Linked DNA regions of Homo sapiens: region 2 is linked to region 1. A link is an interaction called in ENCODE POLR2A ChIA-PET data of the cell type or tissue named here. Cell type or tissue: GM12878. All regions are shown on one strand. Each heading gives the region's core, and the rest is flanking DNA. Links, peaks and the distances in the headings are about the cores only. Region 1 has its middle 13 kb from the start of RERE. Region 2 overlaps RERE (arginine-glutamic acid dipeptide repeats).

Evidence for each region. ChIA-PET counts read pairs that join two places held together with the same protein. Peaks named below come from ENCODE experiments on the same cell type or tissue, not always from the same donor. Only the 100,000 strongest peaks of a DNase experiment are listed, where the experiment ranks them.
Region 2: POLR2A ChIA-PET joins it to region 1 with 9 read pairs; 10 of 35 experiments call an interaction of 5 or more read pairs at or near these places.

Annotation. Positions count from the first base shown.
Region 1 is chr1:8,826,940-8,834,224 of GRCh38, forward strand. It overlaps the pseudogene RPL23AP19. Among named protein-coding and RNA genes, the nearest start is that of RERE, 13 kb to the left of the region's middle. In GM12878, for the core only: no CTCF peak of the experiment used is centred there; a DNase peak (open chromatin) is centred at 2,751.
Region 2 is chr1:8,718,997-8,726,281 of GRCh38, forward strand. All of the region lies in intron 1 of RERE (arginine-glutamic acid dipeptide repeats), which reads right to left. Among named protein-coding and RNA genes, the nearest start is that of RERE, 95 kb to the right of the region's middle. RefSeq lists a silencer at 2,103-2,343. In GM12878, for the core only: no CTCF peak of the experiment used is centred there; no DNase peak of the experiment used is centred there.

The DNA.
Region 1 (7,285 bases), core at 1,393-3,892:
CGCCCGTAATCCCAGCACTTTGGGAGGCCAAAGTGCAAGGATCCTTTGAGCCCAGGAGTTCGAGACCAGCCTGGGCAACAAAGTGAGACTCTGTCTTTACAAAAAATACAAAAAGTTACCCAGATGTGGGGACGCACACCTGTAGTCCCAGCTACCTGGGAGGCTGAGGTGGGAGAATCACCTGAGCTCCAGAGGTTGAGGCTGCAGTGAGCACTGATCACACCACTCCACTCCTGCTTGGGCAACAGAGTAAGACTCTGTCTCAAAACAAAAAACAATACAGTGCAATAAAAGTTACATGGGCCAAGAACCGTGGCTCACACTTCTAATGCCTGTAATCCCAGCATTTTGGGAGGCTGATGCAGGAGAATCACTTGAGCCCAGAAGTTCGAGACCAGCCTGAGCAACACAGGGAGATCCCATATCTACAAAAATACAAAAATTGGCCAGGCACAGTGGCTGATGCTTGTTATCCCTGTACTTTGGGAGGCCGAGACGGGCAGATCACCTGAGGTCAGGGGTTTGAGTCCAGCCTGGCCAACATGCGAAACCCTGTCTCTACTAAAAATACAAAAATTAGCCGGGCGTGGTGGTGCATACCTGTACTGTAATCCCAGCCACCTGGGAGGCTGAGGCAGGCGAATCACTGGAACCTGGGAGGCGGAGTCTGCAGTGAGCCAAGATCAGGCCAGTGCACTCCAGCCTGGGCGACAGAGTGAGACTCTTTCTCAAACAAACAAACAAACAAAAAGTATCCAGGCTTGGTGGCATATGCCTGTAGTCCCAGCTACTTGGGAGGCTGAGGTGAGAGGATCCCTTGAGCCTAGGAGGTAGAGGCTGCCATGATCACACCACTACAATCCAGCCTGGGCAACAGAGTGAGATCCTGTCTCAAAAAGGAAAAGAAAACTTACTTGAATGTGATTGCTCTCCTTTGCTCTCAAATTATTATACTGTACTTTACTAACCTATTTTCAGACACAGTTGACCACAGCACACTGAAAACGAGGAAAGAGAAATGGCAGATACAGGTGGGACTACTGTAATGTGCTTTTGGAATGGGTGGTGGCAAAAAAAGATAAGAGTTACGCTAGTGTCAACTCATGCCTGTAATCCCATCACTTTGAGAGGCCAAGGCGGGTGGATCTTTTGAGCCCTTAAGTTTGAGACCAGCCTGGGCAACATGGCAAAACCTGTCTACTAAAAACACAAAAAATAGCTGGGCATGGTGGTGTGCACCTGTAGTCCCAGCTACTCAGGAGGCCAAGGCAGAAGAATCACTTAAACCCAGGAGGCGGAGGTTGCAGAGAGCTGAGATCGTGCCACTGCACTCCAGCCTGGGCAACAGAGCGAGACTCTGTCTCAAAAACAAAAATAAAAAAATACAAAAAATTAGCTGGGTGTGGTGGTGTGTGCCTGTAGTCCCAGCTACTCGGGAGGCTGAAGTAGGAGAATTGTTTGAGCCCAAGAAGTTGAGTCTGCACTGAGCTGAGATCTGCCAATGCACTCCAGCTTGGACAACAGGAGTGAGATCTTGCCTCAAAAAAAAAAAAAAAAAAAAAAAAGATAAAGGTAAAACTGAACCTTAGCAGCTATTTTTTAAATAATCACCTTTACAGTGGACATTTGTCCTTTCTTACAGAGAAAACCCAAAAGAAGGGGAGAAGGGGCAGACCATAAGTTACAGAATGTTCACATTATCTTGATCAGTAAAAATTCTATAAGAATGACCCCCGAAACAGCTGGGCACAGTGGCTCATGCCTGTAATCCCAGCACTTTGGCAGGCCGAGGTGGGTGGATCACCTGAGGTCAGGAGTTTGAGACCAGTCTGGCCAACATGGCGAAACCCCATCTCTACTAAAAATTCAAAAAACTAGCCAGGCATGGTGGTGGGCACCTGTAACCCCAGCTACTTGGGAGGCTGAGGCAGGAGAATTGTTTGAACCTGGGAGGCAGAGGTTGCAGTGAGCCGAGACAAGATCGCACCATTGCACTCCAGCCTGGGTGACAGAGCGAGACTGTCTAAAAAAATAAAAAGAATGATCCCCGAAACACATCCCCATAAGAAGCCTTTCAAAAAGTCCCCATGACCTTCAAACTAGTAGCAAATTCTTACTATACCCAAGGAGAGTAAAGATAACACCAAGTACACACCTGTAATCCCAGCACTTTGGGAGGCCGAGACAGGTGGATCATGAGGTCAGGAGATCAAGGCCATCCTGGCTAACATGGTGAAACCCCGTCTCTACTAAAAATACAAAAAAATTAGCCGGGCATGGTGGCGGGCGCCTGTAGTCCCAGCTACTCAGGAGGCTGAGGCAGGAGAATGGCGTGAAACTGGGAGGCGGCGCTTGCAGTGAGCCGAGATCGTGCCACTGCACTCCAGCCTGGGCGACAGAGCGAGACTCCGTCTCAAAACAAACAAACGAACAAAAATGTTAAATATTTCCCAAGAACCTGTGACTAGATTATATCTACATAATGGTCTGTATCTGTGTGTTTGTGAAGAATTCTCCCCGTAGAGGTAGATTCTTGTCTTCCTAAGACAAATCTGAATCAGTCCTAAGATCACATCATCAGTGACTTGATGTCCTCCTCCCCTTCGTCCCTGTTTAGATTCCATGGTCAGAGTCCTCTCTCCAGTGTGTACACCTTTATCAACCTCCCCCTCTCACTTCCTCACACTCCCTGGGCAAAACCACAACCCTGGTGATAATTCCAATTTGCTGCCTGGTAGGCATCTGCACCTGTCCAGCCAAATGAGGCTGGCATCACACTAACGAGTTTCACTTTCAAATTCACAACCACAAACCTCACGTGGAGTCTTCACGCCCCTTGGCAATCATACAACACTTATCCAGGTTAATTTCTCCCTTCATTTTCCAAGCAGTTATTTTATAACCTCTCCTTTCTGCTCAAACCTCCAACACCTCCTCCCTTCCCCTCACTTCCAGTTAATGGCTTTCTTTCGGTTCACTGTGAATGTTGACACAATCAGCAGAGAAGCTGTGTGATCTCCCCCCTCCCCACACCTATCTATCATTCTCTAAATCCCCACGCTCTGGGCTCCTGCCTACTATTATAGACAAAGCATCTCTGCTATTAGAGCCCAGCCCTCTGCCTGTGCACTTGATCCAGTCCCCTCTGATTACTCATGGATATCACTCAGAAATTATCCCCTCTCTCTGCTACATCAGGGTTTTATTTTTTATTTTTTATTTTTTTTGCTCTCTGCTGGATCATTCCCATTAGAATATACATAAGATAGGCCAGGCACAGTGGCTCACACCTGTAATCCCAACAGTTTGGGAGGCTGAGGTGGGCGGATCACCTGAGGTCAGGAGTTCGAGACCAGCCTGACCAACATGGTGAAATCCCATCTCTACTAAAAATACAAAAATTAGCCGGTCATGGTGGCACATGCCTGCAATCCCAGCTGCTTGGGAGGCTGAGGCAAGAGAATCGCTTGAACCCGGGAGGCGGAGGTTGCAATGAGTCAAGATCGTGCCATTGCACTTCAGCCTGGGCAACAACAGTGAAACTCCATCTCGAAAAAAAAAACAAACAAAAAGAATATACATAAGTTTTTTTTATTCCCCTATAATAAGGCTTCTCTTAACTAAGCTTTAGACATTATCTACTGCCCCATTTCTTTGCTCCCTTTTCCAGCAAAACACCTTTGAAAGAATGATCTACATTTGCTGTATCCAATTCCTTGTTTCCTATTCTCTGTAAAATCCACCCCAATCTCACTCTAACTCAACCTCTCCTCCAAAACTTTTCCTATCAAAAGGAAGAGCCAGTGGCTCACACCTATAATCCCAGCATTTTGGGAGGCCGAGGCAGGAGGATCACTTGAGGTCAGGAGTTGACCAGCCTGGTCAACATGGCAAAAACCCCGTCTCTACTAAAAACACAAAAATTAGCTGGGCATGGTGGCGCATGCCTGTAATCCCAGCTACTCAGGAGGCTGAGGTACGAGAATCGAATCGACTGAACCCGGGAGGTAGAGGTGGCAGTGAGCCAAGATTGCGCCATTGCACCCAGCCTGGGCAACGGAGACTCTGTCTCAAAAAAAAAAAAAAAAAAAAGGAGAGCCAGCTGGACTCCAAAAGAGAGCCCATCTTTCTACCGAGCCCAGCCCAGGTGACCCCATTTTGCCTCTCTCCCAGGCTTGACCACTATGCCATCATCAAGTTCCCACTGACCACCGAGTCTGCTATGAAGATGGAAGACAACAACACACTTGTGTTGATTGTGGATGTTAAAGCCAACAACACCAAGTCAAACAGGCTGTGAAGAACCTCTATGACGTGGATGTGGCCAAGGCCAACACCCTGATTCGGCCTGATGGAGAGAAGAAGGCATAAAGGCATATGTTCGACTGGCTCCTGATTATGATGCTTTGAATGTTGCCGACAAAATTGGGATCATCTAAACTGAGTCCAGCTGGCTAATTCTTATCTGATACAATTGATCACTGTTCCTGCCTCCTCTTTGCCAGAGGGGCTCTTGCAATTTTGTTGAGTTTTACCTCCAGAAGCCCAACTGGGTTCTCACAATGATCTGAAAAAAATCCCCTCATGCTTCCAGCAGGGGGAGAGGAAAAGCAGCCGTTTTGGAATACACCCAGAACACTCTGATTTTTTCAGGGGATTTTTTTTTTCTTTTGAGACAGAGTTTTGCTCTCCTTGCCCAGGCTGGAGTGCAATTGAGTGATCTTGGCTCACCGCAAACTTCGCATCCTGGGTTCAAGTGATTCCCCTGCCTCAGCCTCCCAAGTAGCTGGGATTACAGGCATGAACTTCCACGCCTGGCTAATTTTGTATTTTTAGTAGAGATGGGGTTCCTCTATGTTGGTCAGGCTGGTCTTGAACTCCTGACCTCAAGTGATCCGCCCGCCTTGGCCTCCCAAAGTGCTGGGATTACAGGCATGAGCCACCGTGCTCGGCCCAGAACACTGTTCTTAATAAGGCCTGCCCTGAAAGGAAACTACAGTCATACACTGCATAAGACGTTTTGGTCAACAACAGACCACATATATGATGATTGTCCCAGAAGATACCATATTTTTACTGTACCCTTTTAATGTTTAGATTTGTTTAGATAGGGCCAGGTGCAGTGGCTCACGTCTGTAATCCCCCAGCAGCACTTTGGGAGGCAGAGGCAGGAGGATCCCTTGAGCCGGGAAGTGGAGGCTGCAGTGAGCTGAGATCCAGTCACTGCACTCCAGCCGGGAAGACAGAGCAAGTCTCTGTCTCAGAAAAAAGAAAGAAAGAAAGAAAGAAAACAAAAGAAGAAAGCTTTATCAGACAAACAAAAATTGAGAAAATTCACATCCGTAATCCCAGCATTTTGGGAAGCTGAGGCAGGGAGGGCCCCTTGAGCCCAGGAGTTCAAGACCACCCTGGACAACATAGTGAGACCCCAGCCTCTACAAAAAATTACAAAACTTAGCCAATCATGGTGGCACATGCCTACTCTGGAGGTCAAGGTGAGAGGATCACCCAAGCCAGGGAGATTAGGGCTGCAGTAAGCCATGATTGTGCCACTGCACTCCACCCTGGGTGACAGACCAAGACTCTTGCCTAAAAACAAACAAACAAAAAAATTAAGGACATTTTTGCCGGCAGACCTGCTTTTCAAAAAATGTTTAAAGTATTTTTTTGTTTTTGTTTGTTTTTGTTTTTGTTTTTTGAAGTGGAGTCTCACTCTGTCGCCCAGGCTGGAGTGCAATGGCGCGATCTCGACTCACTGCAACCTCCACCTCCCAGTTCAAGTGATTCTCTTGCCTCAGCCTCCCAAGTAACTGGGACTATAGACGTGCACCACCACACCCGGCTTATTTTTGTATTTTTAGTAGAAACAGGGTTTCACCATGTTGGCCAGGCCGATCTCGAACTCCTGACCTCTGGTGATCTGCCCGCCTAGGCCTCCCAAAGTACTGGGATTACAGGTGTGAGCCACTGCACCTGGCCTAAAGTTTTTTGTTTTTGTTTTTGTTTTCCTGGGCACAGTGGCTTAATGCCTGTAATCCTAGCACTTTGGAAGGTCGAGGCAGGCAGACTGCTTGAGCCCAGCAGTCTAAGACCAGCCTGGGCAACATGGCAAAAACTCATCTCTACAAAAAACAAAAAAATACAAAAAATTGGCGACATGTGGTGGTGCACACCTGTAATCCCAGCTACCCAGGAGGCTGAGGTGGGAGGATCACCTGAGCTAGGGAGGTCAAGGCTGCAGTGAGATGAGATTGTGCCATTGTACATCAGCCCGGGTGACGGAGTGAGATGCTGTCTCAAAATAAAATAAAATAAAATAAAATAACGCTGGGCGTAGTGGCTCATGGCTGTAATCCTAGCGCTTTGGGAGGCTGAGGCAGGCAGGTTGCCTAAGCTCAGGACATCGAGACCAGCCTGGGCAACACAGTGAAACCCTGTCTCTACTAAAATACAAAAAATTAGCCAGGTGTGGCAGCGTGCGACTCTAGTCCCAGCTACACGAGAGGCTGAGACAGGAGAATTGCTTGAACTCAAGAGGCGGAGGTTGCAGTGAGCCGAGATGGTGCCACTGCACTCCAGCCTGGGCAACAGAGTGAGACTCTGTCTCCAAAAAAATAAATAAATAAAAAATTAAAATTAAAAAAGTTTTTAAGAGAGATGAAAAATGACATTGGTCAGAAATTCAGAAATACATGAAGAAAGGAGGAACATTAGAGAAGGAATAAGTGAAGATAAAATAATCTTACATGAAGTGACACAAAAAAATCTAAGGAATAAATATATGTTGAAGGAGAAAGTTAACACACAAAAAGACATTTATAGAATGGCACCATTCATATGAATTATAAAAACATACTAAACAGGCTGGGCGTGGTGGCTCACACCTGTAATCCCAGCACTTTGGGAGGCAGAGGCAGGCAGATCACGAGGTCAAGAGATCGAGACCATCCTGGCAAACACAGTGAAACCCCGTCTCTACTAAAAATATTTTTTAAAAAAATTAGCCAGGCATGGTGGCAGGCACCTGTAGTCCCAGCTACTCAGAAGGCTGAGGCAGGAGAATGGTATGAACCTGGGAGGTGGAGCTTGCAGTGAGCCGAGATCGCGCCACTGCACTCCAGCCTGGGGGACAGATCAAGACTCCATCTCAAAAAAAAAAAAAACATACTAAACAATGCCATATGTACTCTATGGATATATATAAGTACACACATCTTCTCTAAGAAGAGTGAAACCAACTTCAGGATCAGTTACCTCTGGGGAGGGTGGCAGGAAGGCAATGTGA
Region 2 (7,285 bases), core at 2,681-5,180, 110 kb before region 1:
ATCACCCCAACAGTGAGGGTGGTAATTCATTATTTGTCTGTGAAGTACATCACCCCACTAAAAAAAAGAAACAGGCAGGGGGCAGCAAAATCAGCATTTTGCTTTTCATCCTTGTTACTATCACTGCTACATTATTTATGTGAACTGGGAAGGAGTGTGTCCGGACAGATGCTCAGCTGGGTTCTGCAAGCAGAGCATCCATCACAAAAGGTAGTGCCTGTCTCAGGAGCAAGCCCCTTTCCTGCCTCCTCTCTCCCCTTCATCAGTCACCACTAGGGAGAGCACAGTGGAGCCACACAGCAGCTGGGCAATGTCAAAACATTATTGTCCAAGCACTCTGTTCAATGATTTTGATGAAATAAAGTAATCCACCCCTAAATGACTCATTTTGTCCCAAATTAGCATCCTTAAGGTAATTATTAAATATCCAAAAGGATCCAGGGTGTATTAGAAACAAAGGAGGGGGTGAGGAACATTGATATACTACCAACAGGCACCCTACTATAAATTTACTAAAACAGGAATCATGAAATGATTGAAATGACACCAAATTATACAACATAAACATAGAGGAACAAATGACAGAGATTTGCCCTCTGCTTAATTCAGCTTACATAGATGTCTATCAAAGACAAGTTTCTACAGAGTCACAAGCACACTGTATTCAAATAATCTTCATTTCCATTTTCTCTGGACAAGCGAAAGTAAGCCTACCACAACAGTTAATGGGTTAAAAACTGTCACATTTTCAAAACATTTACATTATTTAAATGCTTATGTGTCTACCACCACCCCCAGAGAATTAATCACCTCCTTATTACTGTCACCTCTCTACCCTCCATATAATTCTACTGCTGCGTTTCTCACAGACTTAAAATTATTTTCATATAAATTGGTCTTTGCTGCTATATGAAGCAACTCAGGGCATGGAGCACGTTTGATTCATTTTTGTATTCCCAAATCTTCCTGAATAATTTACTCACTCATTAATGGAACTTACAAGCCCTAATATGTGCCAGATGCTTTGGGGCGGCTGAGGCGGGCAAATCATGATTTCAAGAGATCGAGACCATCCTGGCCAACATGGTGAAACCCTGCCTCTACTAAAAATACAAAAAAAAAAAAATTTAGCTGGGCATGGTGGTGCACGCCTGTAGTGCCAGCTACTCAGGAGGCTGAGGCAGGAGAATCGCTTGAACCCAGGAGGCAGAGGTTGCAATGAGCCGAGATCGCGCCACAGCACTCCAGCCTGGCGGCAGCAAGACTCCATCTCAAAAAAAAAAAAAACAGCACAAGCACTTAGAATACATCTATGAACAAAGTAGAAAGACACTCCTGACCTCAAGGGGTTTACATTCTGCAGGGAGAAACAAACAATAACCAACAGATTTTTTTGTATTCTATAAATTTCACACAATATTCAAAGGCAGTAAGTGCTAAGAAAAAAAAGTAGAGCAAGAAGGATTAAACATATGCAGAGGGTAGGTACCAGCTGGAGAGAGAAGAGAGACAGACAGACAGAGTCAGAGAGAGAGCAAGAGAGAGAGAGAGAACAAGAACGAGCAAGAGAGAGCAAGCGAGCCGGCAGGACTAGAACACAACTGAGGGTGGAGGGTGCCGGCAACGGACGAGTCGAGTCCAAGGTCAGGGTAGGCCTCATAGGCCACTGTAGGGGAGTTCTTATAATTGTATAACCCCAAGAGTAGACAAGAAGCACACATCCCAAAATACGTTACTTGTACATGAAACATCCAGGCTCCATTAAAATTAAAAATCTAGCCGGGCACAGTGGCTCACGCCTGTAATCCCAACACTTTGGGAGGCTGAAGAGGGCGGATTACTTGAGGTCAGGAGTTTGAGACCAGCCTGACCAACACGGTGCAACCCCGTCTCTACTAAAATTACAAAAATTAGCCAGACATGGTGATGCACACCTGCAATCCCAGTTACTCAGGAGGCTGAGGCAAGAGAACTGCTTGAACCCAGGAGGCGGAGGTTGCAGTGAGCCGAGATCACCACCACACACCAGCCTGGGTGACAGAGCGAGACTCTATCTCAAAAAAAAAAGTTGTTTTAGTATTTCTCAGGTACCCGATAGGTCATCTTAGAAGGAGCCCACCTTGAAGACACTGCCCTAGGCTGGTAAAACTTGGACAGTTAACACTGCATTCCTCAGACAACTGGGAGCACTGCAGAGGTCTGCTTCCCCAAGCCCCTGAACGACAGCCTGGGACTTCCCTGCAGGCCTGAACACAAGATCTCAGGAAATGGAAGAGTTGAACCGAAAGAGTTTTTGTATTTTTCCACTCAAGACTTTTTTATTATTATTTTTTTAGAAGGAGTCTCGCTCTGTTGCCCAGGCTGGAGTGCAGTGGCCCAACCTCGGCTCACTGTAACCTCCGTCTCCTAGGTTCAAGCAGTTCTCCTGCCTCAGCCTCCCGAGTAGCTGAGACTGAAGGTGCCCACTACCACACCCAGCTAATTTTTTTCTATTTTTAATAGAGAGAGGGTTTCACCATGTTGGCCAGGCCATTCTCAAACTCCTGACCTCAGGGGATCTGCCTGCCTCAGCCTCCCAAAATGCCGGGATTACAGATGTGAGCCACCGTGCCTGGCAAGAGATTCTTAAAACCTCTTCTGGTGAGAAGTGAGGCACCTGACCAGGACCAATGGGATTTGGTGACTTGGTCTCACACCTGCTTTCTCTCTGTTGGAAGGGTTGCTGGCCTCTATTAGAAATTTTAATTACTATCTGGCAAAAATATGTTCTCCTTTCTGACTGCTTAAATATGTAAGATGGGTCCCTCAGTGCTAGCTAACCTCAAAACTCAAAACTAAATCATCTTAATAACATAAACCCTTATCTCTGTCTTGACAGCAGTAACACGGAGCTGAACAGTCAGCTACCAGCATATCTCATTTCATTGCATTTGCTTTGCTGCGCTTTGCAGATACTACTTTTTCTCACCTAGCAAACTGAAGGCTTTGGCAACCCTACATCAGGGAAGTCTACTGGTGCTTTTTGTTCTTTGTTTCTGCTTTCTTCAGCCCTTTTTCTGTCTATGAAGCCAACCTCCTCTACTGCACTCATTGGAATGCTTACATTTATTCTACTTCATAAGGTATTGCCCAATTCTAGAACCACAAATAAAGCCAACTGAAATCTTTAAACGATATTTGTTGTAATTGTGTCTTCTGACAGAAACACAACTCAATCCACGCACAGGTCTTCCTGCCTCAACCTTTGCTAACCTAGCACCCATCTACCTTCCCCTTGGCTATCAAACCAATGTTTCTGAAACTCAATTCTGGTAACATCCCTTTTCTACTTAAAACTCCCATTAGCTTTTTCATCCAAACTATAATGACAGCGATACTAATATTTATTGAGTGCTAACTGTACACCAGGTACTGCTGTAAGTATTATACATATATGACAATATTCCTACAGGATAGGCACTATTATTACCTCCTCTTTTATAAGTGAGCAAACCAAGAGACAAAGGTGTTAAGTAACATCTGTTCAATAAAGCCACAGACTTGGCCTTCATATCCCTGGGTTCCACATCTGTGGTTTCAACCAACCACGGACTGAAAATATTTGGAGGAACAAAAAAAGGATGGTTGCTTCTGTACTAAACATGTATAGAATTTTTTAAGTCTTTATTCCATAAACAATACAGTATAATAACTATTTACATGGCCTTTACATTGCACTGAATACTATAAGTAATCTGGAGACGATGTAAAGTATAAGGGAGGATATGGTCTAAAGTATGTTGGAGGATGTGCATAGGTTACATGCAAATACGACACCATGTTATTTAAAGAACTTGAATGTGTGTGGATTTTGGTACCCACCGATGGTCCTGGAACCAATCCCCCACGAATACTGAGAGAGGACTATGTAGTTAGTTTCAGAACCTGCATTTAAACTCAGGCTCTATACCTCAAAATAAAAAGCTATTTGACATGGAAATTCAATTAATCAACAGAGTTGTCTTTGACCCTCTACCTATCAAAAACTACTGACAGCACAAACGATTCAGAACTTTCAACAGAGAAAAGAGAAGGTGTCCAGAAAGGAATGCTGAGTCTCTCTTAACACAGCTATCAAATCCTGAATGCCTCACAAACATCAGATCAGCCATCCATCACCAAAATGGGAGGGGGAGGTAGGAATCGAAACTGCAGAATGACAACAAAGAAGAATAAAATCTAACAACTCAGCAACAATATACCCTCAGGTTAGAGATAAGGAAGAATAAACAATTCAGTCTGAAAGGACTTCTACCAAGAAGAGATTAGTAATTAGACTGAATGGCTGTGGTTCAATATAAAGTATAGAAATGCAATTTTTTTCCCTCTAAACAGAACATAGGCACAACCCCAGAAGTTACTCAAGAGGGCTTTAAAAAAGAAAACAAACTCTAAAACAAAGAGTATCTTTAAACACTAATCATTGTTTTTTTTTCTAAAATCACTATTAGAACACTACCTGACAAGGTCTTTAAAGGGTTCACTGTTGATTAAGCCATTTTCATGGCCTAGTAAGTTTGAGTTCTATTAATTCAGACTGTGCTATGTACACTGAAATTTTGTCTTAGGCAGGCTCAACAGAACAGTTCTTCAAATTAAGCAAGTGCTTAATGTTAGGTAGAAAAAATATGTCGCTGTGAAATATATACTGTCCAAGTACTATTTGGTGCCAACAAAAGCTAACAAACAGGCTGTGTTTTTAAGTCTAAGCAGAAGAAAAGTAACCACTACCTGTACAGAATACAGTTCGGCTCTTTCAGTATTTCAGATAAAAAGAAGGACTGAAACCAGAAACAACCTACTTTCTAGCTCTGAATTACCATCATCACATTGTATAAATCATTAGGTGGGGACAGAATACACCAAAATAGAAATCACAAGCTGAAAGAGCCTTGAATTCCTTCCCTTAAATGAAGCTCTTATATCAAATGAATCTATATAGTCTCTGTGTGTTCCAGCATTTTGTCAACTTGTAAATCAAAGATTTTGTTCCATAGCCCTTCTCAATTTTCTACATTTAACATCTGACAAAAACCAGCTTTTATCTTTACCAAAGATATTCTATCCCTAGAAAGTCACTATTTAAAATGATGTCATTTATATCATGTAACATATTAAGAAATACATTTATTTTATTTTTGGTAGTAACAAAACAACCCTGGATATTTGCATAAATTAAAGCTGTCAATAAGAAACCACTTCTATATGTATCCTTCTTTGGGTTTCTGGCTCAGGGGTTGGCAAAAATGGGTTATACATTTAAATAATATTTCAATCTTAGGTTAAGGAAAATTTCTCCTGTATATTTCAAGATACAGAGAGACTCTGCCGATTTACATTCAAATAAAACAAAACGTGAGTAATACTGTCTATATCAATGTTCTGTCACTTGCCAGAATAAAGAAAACATTTAGTAAGTTAGTTAATTTCAAGTCTGAGAATTAAGCAAATATCCCAAATCCTTTGTAAACTCAAAGATTTAGTTACTTTCTCTACATATTACACAGCTGCTTTAAAATTTTACCTTCTGGCCGGGCGCGGTGGCTCACGCTTGTAATCCCAGCACTTCGGGAGGCTGAGGTGGGCAGATCACGAGCTCAGGAGTTCAAGACCAGCGACCCCGTCGCTACTAAAAATACAAAAATTAGCTGGGTGTGGTGGCGAGCACCTGTAATCCCAGCTACTCAGGAGGCTGAGGCAGGAGAATCCCTTGAACCCGGGAGGTGGACACTGCAGTGAGCTGAGATTGCACCACTGCACTCCAGCCTGGGCGACAGAGCTAGACTCCATCTCAAAACAAAAGAAAAAAAAAATTTACCTTTTATTTCTAGATACTTTGTAAAAAAAAAAAAAAACAACTCAACCTTCTTTCCTAGAAACTTTCTAATTAACTTTCTACTTTTTTCGTTAAGAAAACTCCTTTAGTTTACACACCAATTCTGTATAAATTAAAAACACACAATTTCAGGTGAAAGTTCTAATGAGTAGTGTATATTTTGAAAACACGAATGCTTATTTTACATTACTCTGTGATTAGAATGAAAAAAACATAGATGCACAAGTGGTGACAGAAGTAAACCTAATACTCAATAACAATAATCAAAGGCAATACATGATACTCGTTCCTGTCTCACTAGTGCACATTAGTTTTAACATTACTGAAAGATGTGGGAAACTCAGTATTTTCTAAAACTCCTGATTTATTTCCAAAGGAAAAATAGTTGTAACTACGTCAAAATAACTATTTTGGCCGGATGCGGTGGCTCACGCCTGTAATCCCAGCACTTTGGGAGGCCAAGGTGGGCGGATCTCTTGAGGTCAGGAGTTTGAGACCAACCTGACCAACATGGTAAAGCCCCGTTTCTACTTAAAATACAAAAATTATCCGGGCATGGTGGTGGGCGCCTGTAGTCCCAGCTACTCAGGAGGCTGAGGCAGGAGAATTGCTTGAACCCGGGAGGCAGAGGTTGCAGTAAGCCGACATCGTGCCACTGCACTCCAGCCTGAGCAACAGAGTGAAATTTTGTCTCAAAAAACAAAAATTGCAATTAATAGTTTAAAATATTAAATCTAAATTTATAGGAGATTCATTAGTTTGCCCTTGGTAATCCCCACTTTCTGCCTTGTAAAGCCTAAGACCCTAAGAAGCTCTACAAACTAGAGCTTCTTAGGCTTCAAAACAGTTCTTTCCAAACCATATTTGATGAATTATATGTAAGATGAGTCAATAACATAAGGATTAGATTTCCCTGAAAATGCATAGAAGGTTAAAAATTAGAAGAAAAAGTGATAGGCATAATAGGCTCTGGGTTTTGCTTAATGCAAACGTTCTGAAAGGTTCAACATTAACACAGACATTCACAAATGAGGCATCTAATTTTAACTTTGTTTTAAAAAGTTGTTTAAAAAAAAAGTCAAAATAAGTCAAACTCTTCCCATTTGTTTGAATAGAGGGTACATTTACTTCCTACCCAACAAGATTTGAAAACAAAAGACATATTAGCTATAAAGATATATTCCTTTCACTTAATGCTCCACAAATGTCTGAAAAGCAAACTCAACTCAATTTAGTTGAGTCAATAAGGGAATTCCAGTTTTCCTTTTTTCTTTTCTTTTTTTTTTTTTTTTTTTTTTTTTGAGACGGAGTCTTGCTCTATCGCCCAGGCTGGAGTGCAGCAGCGTAATTTCGGCTCACTGCAAGCTCCACCTCCCGAGTTCAAGCAGTTCTGCCTCAGCCTCCTGAGTA